2 separate regions of the Mus musculus genome follow, and region 1 is linked to region 2. A link is a loop called in an ENCODE intact Hi-C map of the cell type or tissue named here. Cell type or tissue: left cerebral cortex. All regions are shown on one strand.

Region 1 (8,000 bases), 720 kb before region 2:
CCCAGCAACCACATGATGGCTCACAACCAGTGTCCTCTTTTGGTGTGTCTGAAGACAGTGATAGTGTACTTACATACATTAAAAAAAAAAAAAAAAAAAGAAAGAAAGAAAAAAAGACTAGGTCCTAGAGAAGGTTGGACATCTTTCTTCTAGTGTAGAAAGAGTCCCAGGAACTCAGAACTGTAGTGGAAGGAGAATGACAGGTAACAGGGCAGCTGACATCTAGAGATGTTGTTATGAACCATGCTGGCCAGGGAAGTTTGGTCTCCTCCAGCTAGCTCAGTGCTTTGAAGAAAGGACAGAGCGCTGCAGGATGCTACAGGGTTCCTAAGAATCCTGTTGTAATTGTGCTATAAAAACAGTGATGACAATGCCCCTCTTCAGAGCCATGGATCCCTGTTGTGGTGGTTGTTGTTGTTTGTTGTTGTTGAAACCATTGGCTAAAACTCTTCTTAAAAGCAGGGAACAGGAGGCTCATCAGTAGGAAAATGGCTGACTGAGGATATAGCTTGGATATGGCTTTCTCACCTCTTGGAGAGCCTCTTCTTGGTCCATGTTAGTGAAGAATAAATGTCTCTGTAATTTCCCAGCTGCCGCTTCCAGTCAGCCTATATGGATTTCCTTGAAAATTAAATTCAGAGGTTACAAAAGTCCTTTACCAGTATTGTTTTACAATAATTTCAAACTTACAGAAAGTTAGGAGAATTTTATAAGTAGCTCACTTACTGGCTTTGTCTAGAGGTTCTGTTCATACGTCCCTGTTGTTTTTTAACAAAATCTCAATCGTTTGATTTCTACCAATGAAGACTCAGGAGCCAGATGCTAGGGTGACAGCCTGCTAGTTCAGAGAGGCAGAGAAAGCACCCACTTCCTCCTCAGCTGATGTTCAAGAAGCAATGCCCCTCTCTCCTGCCATCCCAAAAAACCTCCTTCAACCTGATATCCCATCCTTTTACTTCCCCAATGTCTCTCTATCCATCCCTCTTATTCTCTATGGTTTTTTTCTTAATCTGGTTGGTTGTTCCACTTCTTAACCTGTGGTTGATTTAATTTAATCCTGTTTACAGTATTCAAGCAGAAAGCTCTTAGATTAAAGGTGTATTTTAAGGCTGTGCCACACCATAAGTAAAAACATTTTTTTCCAGTAAATAACACAGTCTTGGGATTCACAGTGTGATCAAATATCCTACAACACTTACCTTGTCTCAAGTGCAGGAGGCTCACAGAAACAGCTACTGCCAGCACCCACTTCAGTGGCTTCATTGCTACAGATGGTCTATAGACCAGGCTGGTCTTGAAGTCACAGAGATCCATTTGCCTCTGCTGGGATTAAAGGTGTACACCACCCTTTGCTTATCATAGCTACATAGTATTGATATCTTTGCTCTGTGTTCTTCCGTATTAGTCGTATAGAAATTCCTAATGTATTAATTGTGGGGTCAAGGCTACTGTAACAAATGGCCTCACACCTGCAGTGGATAGAGCACCTTAGGTGTTTGGACTTGGGATATGAGAAGTAAGGCATTTTCATGAACACACAGGCTGCAAGGACCCAGGCTGATGTTACCTCGGCAGGACTCAGCACATTTCCAGAGTTCCCACTGGAACTAAAGAGGAAGAGAGCACGGAGGCACTCACATGGCAGGCTTTTATGGACCAGAAGTGGAGCTGCCACCTGTCACGCCACTGGAAAACAGTTGGACAGCCTAATTGCAAAGGCTGGGAAATACAGCACCCCAGGAAGAAGGGAAATGGATTTGGTATATGCACAGGAAGAGGCTGTTACCTTAGAGCAGCCTTGTCAGTTTCCTCAAGGTTCCTATCTGATTTGCACTGCAATTAATGCCTTATAAATGTGTACTTTCAAGAACTGGCATCCTTTCAGTTAGATACGATGTTGGTGATTTTAAAAAGTGTTCCAGACACTAAGCTGAGCATAAGCAAAGCAGGGGGGCAGGGGTGAGTGTTCAGATGGCATCAGGGAGCAGTGAATGGACTGGATCATTTAGCTGAGCTGGAAACAGGGTGGGGAAGCGAGAGTGCACGATGACTTCTGATCAGATGAGGATGTAATTCTAAGTATGCTGTTTAACGTCTATGAACTCTTTGATTTACTTTTTCCAAGTATACATTTGGCACCTACAGGCTGAATAACTTCCTAATTTGTTTTCAAAGGTAAATAGCAGAGCCAATATTTACAACTGTGGAAGAGTAAAAATCTAAGATTTTATATCTAGAAAGTAGAAAAATAGCATTTAGTGGGAGTTGTACAGACTGATGTCAGAGGAGGCCTCTACATTGAACTCTTGAGTGTTTCTGTTTGACTGAGTAGCAGTTCTTAACATGTGGCTTGTGATATCAGATATCCTGTATACCAGATATTTATATTACGATTCATAACAGTAGCAAAATTACAGTTATGAAGAAGCAGCAATACTTTTATGGTTGAGGGTCACCACAACATGAGGAACTGTATTAAAGAGTCGCAGCATTAGGAAGGTTGAGAGCGACTCCAATAGAGAAAACAGAGTAGCATCATCCCACCTCAGGGAGCAGTGTGGACAGGGAGGATGGGGAAGACGGGGAGGACAGGGAGGTGGGAGCAGTGAGGTGCCCAATTTGTCCATGTCTCTGACACGTGCAGAAGAACACGGGTGTAGGAGGCTTGAGTTTGGAAGGCCAGGGTATGGAGCCAGTGTCAGTATGTAGGTTGCTGGAAGCAGTGCAGCCCATGCTATTGCTCTTGGGAGTGCTTTATAGACTGGCAGGATGCCAAGCTAGAAACCCTACCCCCATAAAAGGTGATTTGAATGAAACTTTTTTTTTTTTTTCCGAGACAGGGTTTCTCTGTGTAGCCCTGGCTGTCCTGGCACTCACTTTGTAGACCAGGCTGGCCTTGAACTCAGAAATCCGCCTGCCTCTGCCTCGCGAGTGCTGGGATTAAAGGTGTGCGCCACCACGCCCAGCTTTGAATGAAACTTTTGTTACCCCTAAACCTAAGGCCGTTAAATAACGATGGTATTTGAAATGTTATTTGCAGGCCTTTGCCCTTTTGGTCAAAACCAAACAAGTTCCAGCACCCTCTTATGAATTTAAGGGAAAACGGTGGCGATGTTGTCAGCAGCTGTTTGCAGACCAGATCAGCATCCACAGACATGTGGCCACACAGCATGCTGAAGACGTGTACCAGCAGACTGCGTCTCTTCTGAAGCAGCTGACTGCAGCATTGAGTGCCTCACAGAGCCTTACGCCCACAGACAAAAGGAGCTCCCCCAAAGACTGTCTCACTCCTAGTCAGGAGGTGTCTGCTTGGCTTCCTGATGTGAGCCATGTTAGCCCCCAGGAGCTGAGGAGGTAAGTTTTGCACTTTGTAGTTTGGTTTACATTTAAAATATTTTCAACCACAATGAGATACTACAGATAGCCCACTGAAATAGGAAAATGAGAAATAGCAGCCTTGGTAGATACAACTGACATGGGGAGGCAACTGAAGGGCCCAGGCGTTGCTAGGGAGAGTACAGAATTCTCCTTCCCAGCGATCCACTCCTGGGTGTGTGGCCAGCAGAAATAAAACACACACCCATAAAAGCTTAAACTCGAATGCTTGTGGCAGTTGTTGTTTTTTTTTAATTCATTCTTTTAATAGCTGAGTAGTACTCCATTGCATAAATGTACCACATTTTCTGTATCCATTCCTCTGTTGAGGGGCATCTGGGTTCTTTCCAGCTTCTGGCTATTATAAATAAGACTGCTATGAACATAGTGGAGCATGTGTCCTTTTTTTTTAATATTTTTTTTTTTAGGTATTTTCCTCATTTACATTTCCAATGCTATACCAAAAGTCCCCCATAACCTCCCCCCACTCCCCTACCCACCCACTCCCACTTTTTGGCCCTGGCGTTCCCCTGTACTGGGGCATATAAAGTTTGCGTGTCCAATGGGTCTCTCTTTCCAGTGATGGCTGACTAGGCCATCTTTTGATACATATGCAGCTAGAGTCAAGAGCTCCGGGGTACTGGTTAGTTCATAATGTTGTTCCACCTATAGGGTTTTTGTGGCAGTTTTATATGTAATAACAAAATGTTGGAAACAACACATTATTTTGTATGCTAACTAAAAATAAACTAGTTGTACTTCCCAATGTTAGCGGCTGGAGGAATGGTCCATTGGGATAAATGCTTGCCACATAAATGTGAGAACCTAAGTTTCAGTCCCCAGGACCCATTTAAAGCCAGCCGTGGGAGTGCTTGGGGTCATCCCAGTTCTACAGCAAAATGGGAGGCAGGGACAAGAATCCCCAGAAGCTCCCAGGCCAGCAAGTGTTGGGTACTCAGCAGTGAAGAACAAACACGGTGGAAGATGAGGACCAACACCCAAGATTGTCCTTGGACTCCCACATACACATTGTGACCTCCGTGTGCCTTCATTCATACAAGAACACATTCCTACCATATACATACATCATACACACAGGCATAAAGATTTAAAAAAATAATGACTTAAAAAGACAAACTGGAAACAACTGTAAGTAGCCATAGCAGGAGAGTGAAAGGATAGGTGGAGTCATGACAGAACACTGCTGCCTAGAGTGGTGGAGCACGGCAGACACTGATGAATTTACAAATATGCATCTAGACAGACCAATCGTCCATCAAGATTATTGGGAAAGGCTGGAGAGATGGCTCATGGTTAAGAACGCAAGCTACATTTCCAGCTGATGCAGGTTCCATTCCCAGCATCCACTTCCTGGATAACTACTGTCTGTGATTCCAGGGGATCTGATGCCACCTTCTGGCCACCATGGGCACTGCAAATACAGACAAGCATGAAGGCAAAACACCCATACACATAAAAATACTAAATGCATAAAATGTTTAAAAAATTAGAGGGAATACAATATTCTATATACTGAATTTTTATACTCTTTTCTGGTCTCCTAAAGTAGTGATGTCTTCTCAGTGGTTTAGTGCTACTCTGTGAGCATGCTGACATAGAAAAGTTTGTCTTATGTGGCCAATAATAACACGTCTATAGATAAGTGTACTACATGAAAAAATGGAAGTAAAATGTTTTTCATGGTGAGCCAGTCAAACCAGATACTGCCTTGTGATTGAGGATAGGCCACAGTGGGCTCAAATTCCCAGCTTGCCTGTAAAGTAGGGTTAATAATACCTGTCTCCTGGTGTGAGAGCTAAGTGAGGACAGGGAAGCGAGTTTGCTTTTTGTAAGAAGTCTGGTGCAGATACTGTACTATGTAGAGAAAATATGAAGAGAAGTGCTCTTATGTTAGGAGACTAAAGATAGGAGGGAGGCAGAGGTTGTTCCAGCTTCATGCTCTCCTGCTCTGCCTGGGTGCACTGGGAACTGTGGCTCCCTGTGGCCCTGCTCTCCAGTTCTGCCTGGGTGCACTGTGAACTGGGGCTCCTTGTGTCAATGCTCTCCAGTTCTGCCTGGGTGCACTGTGAACTGGGGCTCCTTGTGTCAATGCTCTCCAGTTCTGCCTGGGTGCACTGTGAACTGGGGCTCCTTGTGTCAATGCTCTCCAGTTCTGCCCCGGTGCACTGGGAACTGTGGCCGTGCTCTCCAGCTCTGCCTGGGTGCACTGGGAACTGTAGCTCCTTGTGGCTCCAGTTCTGCCTGGGTGCACTGGGAACTGTGACTCCCTGTGGCCGTGCTCTCCTTCTCTGCCTGGGTGCACTGGGAAGTGGGGCTGCTTGTGGCTCCAGTTCTGCCTGGGTGCACTGGGAACTGTAGCTCCCTGTGGCCGTGCTCTCCTTCTCTGCGTGGGTGCACTGGGAAGTGGGGCTCACGTGGCTCACATGCTCCCTCCTCTGACTTTCCTTGTGTAGTGGCCAGGGTGACGAGGAAGGAGAGGTGCTCCTGTATTACTGCTACTGTGACTTGGAGGACCCCCATTGGGTCTGTGCCTGGCAGACAGCTCTGTGCCATCACCTGCACCTTACAGGCAAGGTAAGCCCTGCTCCAGATGTGCCCTGCAAGCCTCTTCTTGTCTCCTTAATCTTGGATTGTAGGAGCTGTGCTCTTTGAGAAGTCTTCACATGGGGGTTCTCGAAAGGAGGGAAACCCTGCTTGCAGGGTAAAGAATAAACCAGCTCTTGATATGTTGCTTATAGACCAGGCCTCAGTCACCCTATACCTAAAGGGTCAAATAGTAAATATTTCAGGTTTTGTTACCTTTTTTTTAATTCATTGTTGTTATAGATTGGAAACATTCGTGGGCATGGCTAGGTTCTGATACATCTGTCAGCTGAGACAGGGAAATGTACTGAACTCCAAAGCCTCTTATAGATTCTGCATGTTTGATTACAAGTCACACCTTGGTTTTCCTAGAATCAGGTCTCTGGTGATCTCAGGTGTGACATTTACTCCTTCCCTTCTGTGCGGCCCTCCCCTCCTTGTCAGGCCTCCTGTACTCTGAGCGAGTGCCACTCCAGTGCTGCTCCCTCAGCAGTACAGTGTGCAGGGTCCTCACCATGCCCTGCCTTTGCTGCTGCTTAAAGACTTCCTGCAGTCTGAGAGGAGAGCCTGTCTCCCTTGTGGGGGGGCCTCGTGAGGTCAGAAGCTTTGCCTTCACTGGGGCATTCTCAGCGCTGGAACAAGGTTCAGCACTTAACAGGCTCTGTAAGGATTGGAAACTGTAGAATAAAGGAAATTAAAACTGCATGTTTGTCCGGTATCTATGAGTGTGTGCTATGAGAGGAAGCATGTTCCCAAATGGTCACACCTCTGCAGGACAGGATGGTGTTTACTTTTGTAAAATGCCCTCTGTGGCTTATCTTCCAGCGCTATGCCTATGCACATTAAATACTTTTAAATTTTAAATCAAAAGGAAGTTGTCTTAGTTAGGGTTTTACTGCTGTGAACAGACAGATGACCAAGGCAACTCTTATAAGGACTACATTTAATTGGGGCTGACTTACAGGTTCACAGGTTCAGTCCATTATAAAGGCAGGAACATGGCAGAATACTGACTTCCAGGCAGCCAGGACCATGGTATTAAAACCCACACCCACAGTGACACATCTACTCCAAGCCCACATCTTCTAATAGTGCCACTCCCTGGGCCAAGCATATATGAACCATCAGAGAAGTAGCGACCTTCTGAGAACCTGGTGGTTGTGGTTCTCCTATTCCCCAGTAAACTCATGGACAGTGCTGTTTTCCACGCCCACATTGTTTGACAAGTGCTGGTATCACCCACCCGTGCAGCTCATTCCCACGCCCTGTCCTGAAAGTATCCGTTTTCTTCTCTTTTCCACTTCATCGCCCTGACCATGCTCTATCTCGTCTGTGTGGTAACTTCCCCGATTCTCACCTTAATCTGCTCTCCAGTGCAGCAGCCAGAATGATCTTGTTAGAACAGCTCCAGCAGCGACAGGTGGGTGAAGCCCTTGACACAGCCTAGGCTGCTGCAAGAGCAGGGCCCTTGGCTGAAATTTCCCACTCATGTTCTTTGGTTTCTGGGACCCACCGAGTCTTGTTTTGTTTGCCTTTTTTTGAGGCGAATTCTCTTGAAAGTTGATACCCACCCCCACTCTGTCTAGTCTAACTCTTCTGAAGCTTCAGATCTCTATTATAATGACTTTTTCTCAGAGGCCTTTCCTGACCTCCCATCCAAATTCATGTTCCTCAGTGTGCCTTCTATAGCTCTTGTCTTTTTTTTTTTTTAAGTTTTATTTTTTTTAATTAGGTATTTTCCTCATTTACATTTCCAATGCTATCCCAAAAGTCCCCCATACCCTCCCCCCCACCCCCCTACCCACCCACTCCCACTTTTTGGCCCTGGCGTTCCCCTGTACTGGGGCATATAAAGTTTGCAAGTCCAATGGGCCTCTCTTTCCAGTGATGGCCTACTAGGCCATCTTTTGATACATATGCAGCTAGAGTCAAGAGCTCCGGGGTACTGGTTAGTTCATAATGTTGTTCCACCTATAGGGTTGCAGATCCCTTTAGCTCCTTGGGTACTTTCTCTAGCTCCT
Region 2 (8,000 bases):
GTGGGACAGCCCCACCCCACCTCTACCAGGTAAACACAGGTCAAGGGATTTCTCCCAACACACAAACCATGTGACGTCAGAGGGAATAGTTATTGTGTAACTGCTTGGAAATCCTAGAGCATTGTGCAAATGTTTGCTGTGTACTGACTGGCCTTTTACTAGATAAAAACCTGTTTGTATTTCACAAGTTTGTGTGTCACTCAGATACCAAATGAGGTGTCTCCTGACCCTACTCAGAGGTCACCAAACTTTCTGGGATGAAGCTTGACGCTTAGGTGTGCCTGAGAGAAAAGCACCATTGATGGATGGAACAAGGTCCACCGAAGGAGCAACCTGCTGTCTCTTCCCTTGAGCCCTTCTTCCTAAGCTATGCTTGTCCTGAGGCCATCTTGCTGGAGTCCTGGCCATCTTTTGTGACTGCCTCTTCCAGGTAGTCTTCCCTGACTGCAGCTGGTCCTGCTTCTTTTACTGTCTTGGCGCTTGGCAGCACCCCACCTCAAGCAACCCCTCATACCTCCTTAGCACTCTTTCTCTGCTGGGCTGTGAGCCCATTCATGTACATTCCTGATTCCTAAGAGACCTCCAGTCATTACCGTGGGTTAGGATCTCAATTTGGAGTCGTTTCCTCAAAATTACCTAAAGATCATTGGAGACACATGTCAAATCTATAGGCCGGCTGATCGGGCTTTCCCTCAGAAATCCTGACCTACTCTGCCTCAGGACTGGGACAATACATTGGTGTGTGTCTGGTACCCTTGAATTTGATGTGTGGTGAAGGCTGGCCATGAGTTCTCATCACCCTGCCGCAGCCTCCTGACTTCTAGGATTACAAGTCTGGCCCAGCAGATCTAGGGAATCTCTGCAGCGTCTGCTGTGCAAGCGCCATCCCAGGAGCCGGTTACTTACCAACCTGGCTCCCATAGGCTGAATCTCTGGGAGATCGCCACTGACGGCAAGGTCATGCCACTGCAAAGCAGCCAAATTTGGATCTCCGAGCGGGGGTTGGGCTTCGTTTTGCAGTGTCTGGGGATGGTACCTAGGGTTAAGCACATACTAAGCCAATGGTCTAGAACTGGGCTACATCCCCCCCCCTTTTTTAAAGAGATGTCAAATGTGCACACAGTTTGGGGAAAACCATCATTGACTTGCTGGGCTCTCATCCCCATGGAAATATGTGAATGAACAGACAGAATAGAGAGTCTCTCGGCTGAGGAGTTAACCTTGACTCCTGTTTACAGATACAGGCTTGGAAAGGCGCGCCAAGGGACCCGGGGTGCAGCCTCAGAGAGGAAACACTTGCCTGGCTTGTGCAAGGCCCTGGGCTCCAGCTCCGGCTTCTCAAGAGAAAAATAAAAAGTTGGAAAGGAACCAAGAAAAGGACCAGGTCTCAGAGCTGACATACCCAGCATTTGGACAGACAGACTGTAGAATCTGCGACGTGTGGTTTCCAGGGAAGGGCTGCCAGTGGAGAGGACACTGCAGCCTGAGGCAGTGAGGTCAGGTCAGGGACAGCAGGGATGGGGGTGGGGGGTGGAGGGTGGGGGTGCTGTTGGAACTGAGGGGTGAAGAAGGGACAGGACATTTTCTTCTGGGCAGAGGGGACAAAATGTGTGTGTTTCCCAGGTCAGGGAGGGAATCAAGGCTAGGGACAGAGCCTAGGGGTGTGAAGGGGAGTGGCAGAGTTAGGCCCAAAAGATTAGAGTCGCCTGGGAAATATGAGCAGAACAGAGAGGAAGGGCAGCAGCCCCCAAGTAGAGGGTGACCAGAGGTGACTCTATCTGAGCAGAGCTACTCAGTAGCAGCAGTTTGCATAAAGCTAGCTGTTAAGTTGGACTGACTGTTAAGTTGGCCCTGGGGTGGGCACATGGCAGATTCCTAGAAGGCATGGCGGTGGGGTGGGGCAGGTAAGGAGTCCTTAAAACGATGAGAGAGCAGCGTTCCCATGTACCTCTCCCAAAGACCCAGAGACACAGTCCTAAGTGTGCTGAGAAAGCCTGCACCACCAAGTTAGCCTGAGCTCCTAGAAGCCCTTCTTAAACCTCTGCTCGATAACAGCATTTTATTCTGCTTTATTTTGTCAATCCTCTTCTTCTTCCTCCTTCTCCTTCTCTTCCTCTTCCTCCTCTTCCTCCTCCTTCTCTTTGAGACAGGGTTTTCCTGTATAGCCCTGGCAGAGTCCTGGAACGTGAACTTACTTACAGAGATCTGCCTGCCTCTGCCTCCCAAGTGCTAAGGGAGTGTGCCACCACCTCCAGCTTATTGGCAAACACCTATGCTTCCTTTGGAGCCAAACTTTTAAGCTGAAGAGCCAAGAATGAGTCAGAACGTTCTGTTCTTGGGATTTGTTTGTGGGAAAGAGACACCTTTTTTGGGCAACCGTAACATTCTGACCTCTCTGTGTCTGGGAAGAGGCAGCAAGAGGAGTCACTTTTGCCCAAGGTGACCAGGGAAAGCCTTAGGTGGAAGAGGCAATAGGACCTTGCCAGGCTACCATGTTGGGTGAAACTTTGATGGTGACAAGGACAAGGTTTATAGAACACAAGGATTTGCAAAACATGAGCAGTCGCCCAGGACTGCATTTCAGAAGGTTAGCTAGGGAGAAGGTCACAGCAAGGCAGAGGAGCCCGACCGTGGACTGTCCTGTGTGCCAAGTTAAGAAATGGGTTGCCTGGGAAGGTCCCAAAGCTGAGCAATGACACAAACACACCTGGGTTAGAGGACGCTGTCCGAGGCCCCTGTGGAGGTAGAACAGTTTTAGGATACCAACAAAAGATAGACGGATAATGAATGGGGCTGGATATGGAAAGCTATCCTGATGATGAATTCTAGATTTAAAAACAGGTGGCTTTCATCTTTACAGATCTTCAAGAACAGTGAGTAAAGTCCCTGGAAGCTTCTGAGAAGAAGCTAGAGGCCTGCACTGTGGCCTGCAGCATGACAGGACCGCACTGGCTCCATCCAGACACGAGTGTTCTGGTGAGGAGGGAGGGACACTCTTCTGCGTCGGTTACATCCCTAACTGTATGTTTAATTCCAATCTTTCCCTTTATGTCCCCCCCCTACACACACACAGGAGAATAACCTTTCCATTCTAATCTGAAATTAATTATTTATGCTTATGAACACACTGGATACCTGCCTGGTTTCTTTGCTTTTTGAATAATACATTTGAATAGAAATTCACAGAAGCCAAGGCAAACATAATTTTGAGGTAAATGCCCTTTCCCCAATTGTTGCCTGGTTGTTCTAAACCATGAGATCCAAAAACCTGTCCCTTGTGCTTATGACAGGGGAGGGAGGTTTGCACTAACAGGCCCACTATCTGGCATTTACTGTCTTATTCCCTCCCACTGTTGAGGTGACTTCCTTCTCTGGCCCATATTCCATCAGATCACCCTGAGGCCCAGTTCAAACACCTCTTACCCCATGAATCTGTCCCTGGTTCCTTATTGTGGGGCACTGGGCTCTGCACAGACAGGCTGGTCTCCAGTCGAGCTGAGGTCTGAACCCCGGTGGTCATAGGATAGGGAAACTCTGGCGGGGTGTGGGCCTTTTTTCCCTTTTCCCACTTCCCCCGGGCCCCGTTTTTTTGTTCCCACACCTTCTCAAGGGGAAAGCCTCTCATACTTCTGCTTTTGTAGGCTTTGGGTCCATCAGACTCTGACCTCCCTTGGAGGTACCTGCTGCACAGCTGGCACCTCCTCAGGGAGCCATGACTGTACGTGTGGCAGAGGACACTAGCAGTGTGGCCCAACCCAAAATCAGGAACTTATTTTAAGACTTGAGGGTTGGGTGCTGGAGAGGTTGCTTGGTCACTCAGTTAAGAACATACACTGTGCCGGGCCGTTGGTGGCGCACACCTTTAATCTCAGCACTCGGGAGGCAGAGGCAGGTGGATTTCTGAGTTCGAGGCCAGCCTGGTCTACAGAGTGAGTTCCAGGACAGCCAGGGCTATACAGAGAAACTCTGTCTCGAAAATAACCAAACCAAACAAACAAACAAACAAAAAAAGGGGCTGGGGACTTAGCTCAGTGGTAGAGCGCTTGCCTAGCAAGCACAAGGCCCTGGGTTCGGTCCTCAGCTCTGGAAAAAAAAAGAAAAAGAAAAAGAAAAAGAAAAAGAAAAGAACATATACTCTTCTTGAGTCTGGCACCCACATGGGACAGTTCACAGCCTTTAATAATTCCAGGATCAAGAAATCTGAAGCCCTATTCTGGCCTCTCTGGGTACTTATACACATGTGCTAACAGTAGAATAAATCTATTTTCTTTTAAAAAAGAAATGTTTTGTAATTTTTTTTCCTCTTAGGAACTCATTGACTGGATCTCTAGGCAAACTTCCTTAAAGGAGGCTTTGAAATACCAAGATTGACACTCCCGTTTGCTGACGCTAGAAGGCGTGGCCTAGGAGGCGTGGTTTCCGACAGCTTCAGAAACCTGTAAACACTAAGCAGGCTGGGTCACCCACCTGGAACGGTGTGTAATGGTGAGATAATCCCAGTCCTAAGAGGCAAGCTGGTCGCACATTCAGGAGTCTGCTGAAGAGCCTGCCCACGAAGGCTGACTTTGTCCTTTCTGTCCACTGACATTTATCGCCTGTGGTTCTGCAAATCAGAACCATTGTTCAAATGTCACAACATGGAGGAACCCACTCATGGAAGAGACGAATAACTTGCCAAAAGTCACTCAAGGGATGTCACGGCTATAATTCTGACCCGGCTCTCCTAACTCACAGCAGGGTTCTCCTTCCAAGACTCCACAAACTGTGTGTGCATCTAAGGAAAAAGAGGCTAGCTGTATGACCTCATGTACAACTCAGGTGTCCTGTGAAGTGCGGTGACAAAGAGCTCTCCACCAAGCTTTGAGATCGCCTCATCAGAAGCTTTCGCGCCTCCACGCACGCGCTATCTACAGCCCTGGATCTCAACAGACTACACGCTAAATGACGCGCTTGCTGTTTTGTGGAACAACGAGGCCACCGTATAACTTCAGCTTAAGTCAGGGGGGCGGGGAGACTAGCGGCACCCCCACAGCCTGGCAAAAGGTGCGACAAGAGTCAGTACCGGACCGGACGCAGTACAAGGCAGCTATAGCGCTACCCAGACCCTGAGCGAGGCAGGGCCCTGGTCACGTGGCTCGACGACGTCCCGCCCCGCCCCGCCCCGCCCCTGCCTGGGTCGGACCAGTCTGCGCCTGCGCGGGCGCGGGCTCGCTCGCCAGCCGTCCTGCGGGCTTGCGCCCCGGGCCGTGGGTGAGTCCTGGGTGGGGTGCGGTGGGGAGCGGAGGCCGCTGTGCTGCCCTAGCTTCGGGCCAGAGAGAAGGGAGGCTTGAAGCAGGGTCGCGGGCTGCCGAGCTCCAGGTCCTGCGCTCTCCACGCGTCCGGGTCCCGGCAGCTGCGGCCCGGCTCCGGCCGAGGGCCCTGTGGTGCTGCGGCGCGCTCCGGCAGGGAGGCGCCCACAGCTCGGGAGATGCAGGCCCCGGGGGATCGCGGTGGCCCGTGGTTCCCTTTGTCTGCCACCCGCGGGATCGCGGCGGCCCGTGGTATCCGGTGGTGCTGGCCATTCCGCCCAGCGCCTCTCCGTCCTCCCCGAGTGGGCAGATGGAAGCCTGGAGAATGCTCGTTCCGAGGCACCATGTTTCATCACGCAGGAAAGAGTCTAAGGCGGGCGGGTGGGTGGGCGGGCGTCAATTGTTCCCTTCTGTGCGGATTGTTGTAGCTAGCTTAGGTAGAGGATGGCAGCGCCTCGGCCATGTTTACGACTTTTAGCTTAACCTTTGTCTTGGCCCCTACAGGCTGCCCAGCTGGTCCTAGTGCCCACCTTCTGGTTGTCAGTTTTTACCTGTTGTCTATTGAGCAGAATGAATTGTGTGTGGAGTTACCGTACCAAAATGGATCTCCGGCGCCTTTGCTTTGAAAGGATTTGAAGACTCGGATCCAGGGCACATGAGAAACCAGAGTCGTCACCCTTAGCGTTTCTTAGGGCGACATGACACTTCTGACAAGAATTGACTCTAGTCTCCTTTGTCAGATAGAAGCTAAGATAATGGGTTTTTTTGTCACAGCTGTTGCTTTGCATTTGCAGTGGTAAAATCCTGCTGTAACTAGCACTTGAACCCTGCCTGACCCTGGTTTTGTATGCTGACTCAGACCTGCTGACTAGTGGGAATTCACGTCTTTTAAGAATTACAGTCACCCTTTGCCCTGTTTTTGGTCAAAGACCTTTGTACTAAGGTCATATCTGGCTTTTGCATATCCCTGTGGGCTGAAAGTTACATTGAGTATTTAGAATTTACACTGTGCTTACATCACAGAAGTTTGACCCTTATTGGATCAAAGTGGATTTTGCTCCCTTGTGTTAGGTTCGGTGCCTTACAGCAAACTAGAGCAGTCGTAGTAAATACATTTTATAGTAAGTTGCAAAAGATTATCATTTGGAAGTATTTAAATAGGAACCAGTTTATCAGAGTTAAGTTAGTGATCTGAGTGTTGTTATAAAACATGCCATGTTTTAAAGTTTATATATATATATTTGGGGAGGGAGGTTGGGGGGCTCTAATGTGCCAAGGCGCTTGAATGGAGGTCAGAGGACAACTTTCCAGAATTTTTCTCCCACCTCTCGATTGAGCTGATTGGCAGTTAGCTCCTTACTTGATGAGCCTTCTAAACTCTTATCAGAACACTGCACACTGTTTTTCCTTCTTGTTGCTGCATTAAGAAACTTGTTACAGGCTGCAGAGATGGCTCAGCTGTTAAAGCTGTTAAGCTCATAACCCAAAAAAAAAAAAAAAAAAAAGACGCTAGTCACACCACCCTGGTAGGCAGGGTGCAGCTGACAGGAATGCTTTAAGTCTGACATCTGGGAGGTTTGCAAAACATTACATTTTAGCTAAGCATAGTGGTGCACACCTTTAGTCCCAGCACTCTAGGGGGCAGAGGCAGGTGGTTCTCTTGAGTTCAAGGCCAGCCTGTCTACACATCAGGTTCCAGGACAGCCAGGGCTACACAGAGAAACCCTGTCTCAAAAAAGGCACTTTTTTTTCTGTATAAGACCCTTAATATCTAATAATGTAAGTGGTCAAAAATATTTCTAACATTTCTTATGGTAGTTTGTACAGGGGTCTGTAAATACCTGACTGCCTGGGCTATTTTCTGTTTGCTGACCAACAAGGCCCATTATTTCAGCCGTAACAGATTGGATGGACCAACTTTAATTTGCAAAATGTTGTTAAGGAGCAGAAGAATGAGTTGGGCAGAAGGGAAAAGCAAGCGTGGCCTTTGTTTGTAGCGCTGGGGATGGGACACAAGCAGGGAAGCAGTCTTGCTGAGCAGAGTGCTTGCGAAAGGGCACCGGTGACTTAATGTTCAGGACCACAGCTGTAAGCGGCTGTTAGATGCTGACTTGAGCTGGGTGTGCAGACCATCCTCTGCCATCCAGGCCAGCCGTAGCTAGATGATGAGACCCTGTGAATAGGTGATCACTGTGTAGAGCTGAATAGTCTCTGAATTTGGAAATTGTTAGGCTAGTGTGTGATTGTATACATTTTTGTGAGGTTTTGGGGTAGGGGAAGGGAGGTAGAGCAGGTCTTTCTATGTAGTCCTGGCTGTCCTGGAACTCAATATGTAGACCAGGATGTTCTTAAACTCAAGAGATCCTTCTGCCTCAGTGCTGAGTTAAAAGACCTGGGCAACCATACCAGGGATTTTTGTTGATTTTTAACATTAACTATGACAGTAAAAAAAAAAAAAAAAAAAAAAAAAAAGGGGGGGGGGGCTGGTGAGATGGCTCAGTGGGTAAGAGCACCCGACTGCTCTTCGGAAGGTCCGAAGTTCAAATCCCAGCAACCACATGGTGGCTCACAACCATCCGTAATGAGATCTGACTCCCTCTTCCGGAGTGTCTGAAGACAGCTACAGTGTACTTATATATAATAAAAATAAATAAATCTTAAAAAAAAAAAAAGAATAAGATGTTACATAGTATCAGGCATTTCTGCCAAGGT

Evidence for each region. Hi-C counts contacts between places; a loop is a spot of excess contacts. Peaks named below come from ENCODE experiments on the same cell type or tissue, not always from the same donor. Only the 100,000 strongest peaks of a DNase experiment are listed, where the experiment ranks them.
Region 1: it touches region 2 in a loop (2.8-fold over the local background); 5 of 42 quality-filtered maps call a loop at or near these places.

The regions. Positions count from the first base shown.
Region 1 is chr4:46,127,197-46,135,196 of GRCm38, reverse strand. Tstd2 (thiosulfate sulfurtransferase (rhodanese)-like domain containing 2) reads left to right here. Exons shown (of 10, transcript NM_173033.3): 3 at 3,041-3,354; 4 at 5,850-5,970. Among named protein-coding and RNA genes, the nearest start is that of Tstd2, 7.3 kb to the left of the region's middle. In left cerebral cortex, a CTCF peak has its summit at 4,800 (motif pointing left); DNase peaks (open chromatin) are centred at 3,230, 4,779 and 5,777.
Region 2 is chr4:45,405,945-45,413,944 of GRCm38, reverse strand. Slc25a51 (solute carrier family 25, member 51) reads left to right here and starts at 5,179. Exons shown (of 3, transcript NM_001009949.3): 1 at 5,179-5,250. It overlaps Gm46852 (a long non-coding RNA gene), which reads right to left and starts at 4,555. Exons shown (of 3, transcript XR_001784277.2): 1 at 4,468-4,555; 2 at 907-1,036. In left cerebral cortex, a CTCF peak has its summit at 4,409; DNase peaks (open chromatin) are centred at 4,460, 5,027 and 5,566; H3K4me3 peaks cover 2,217 bases; H3K27ac peaks cover 1,526 bases.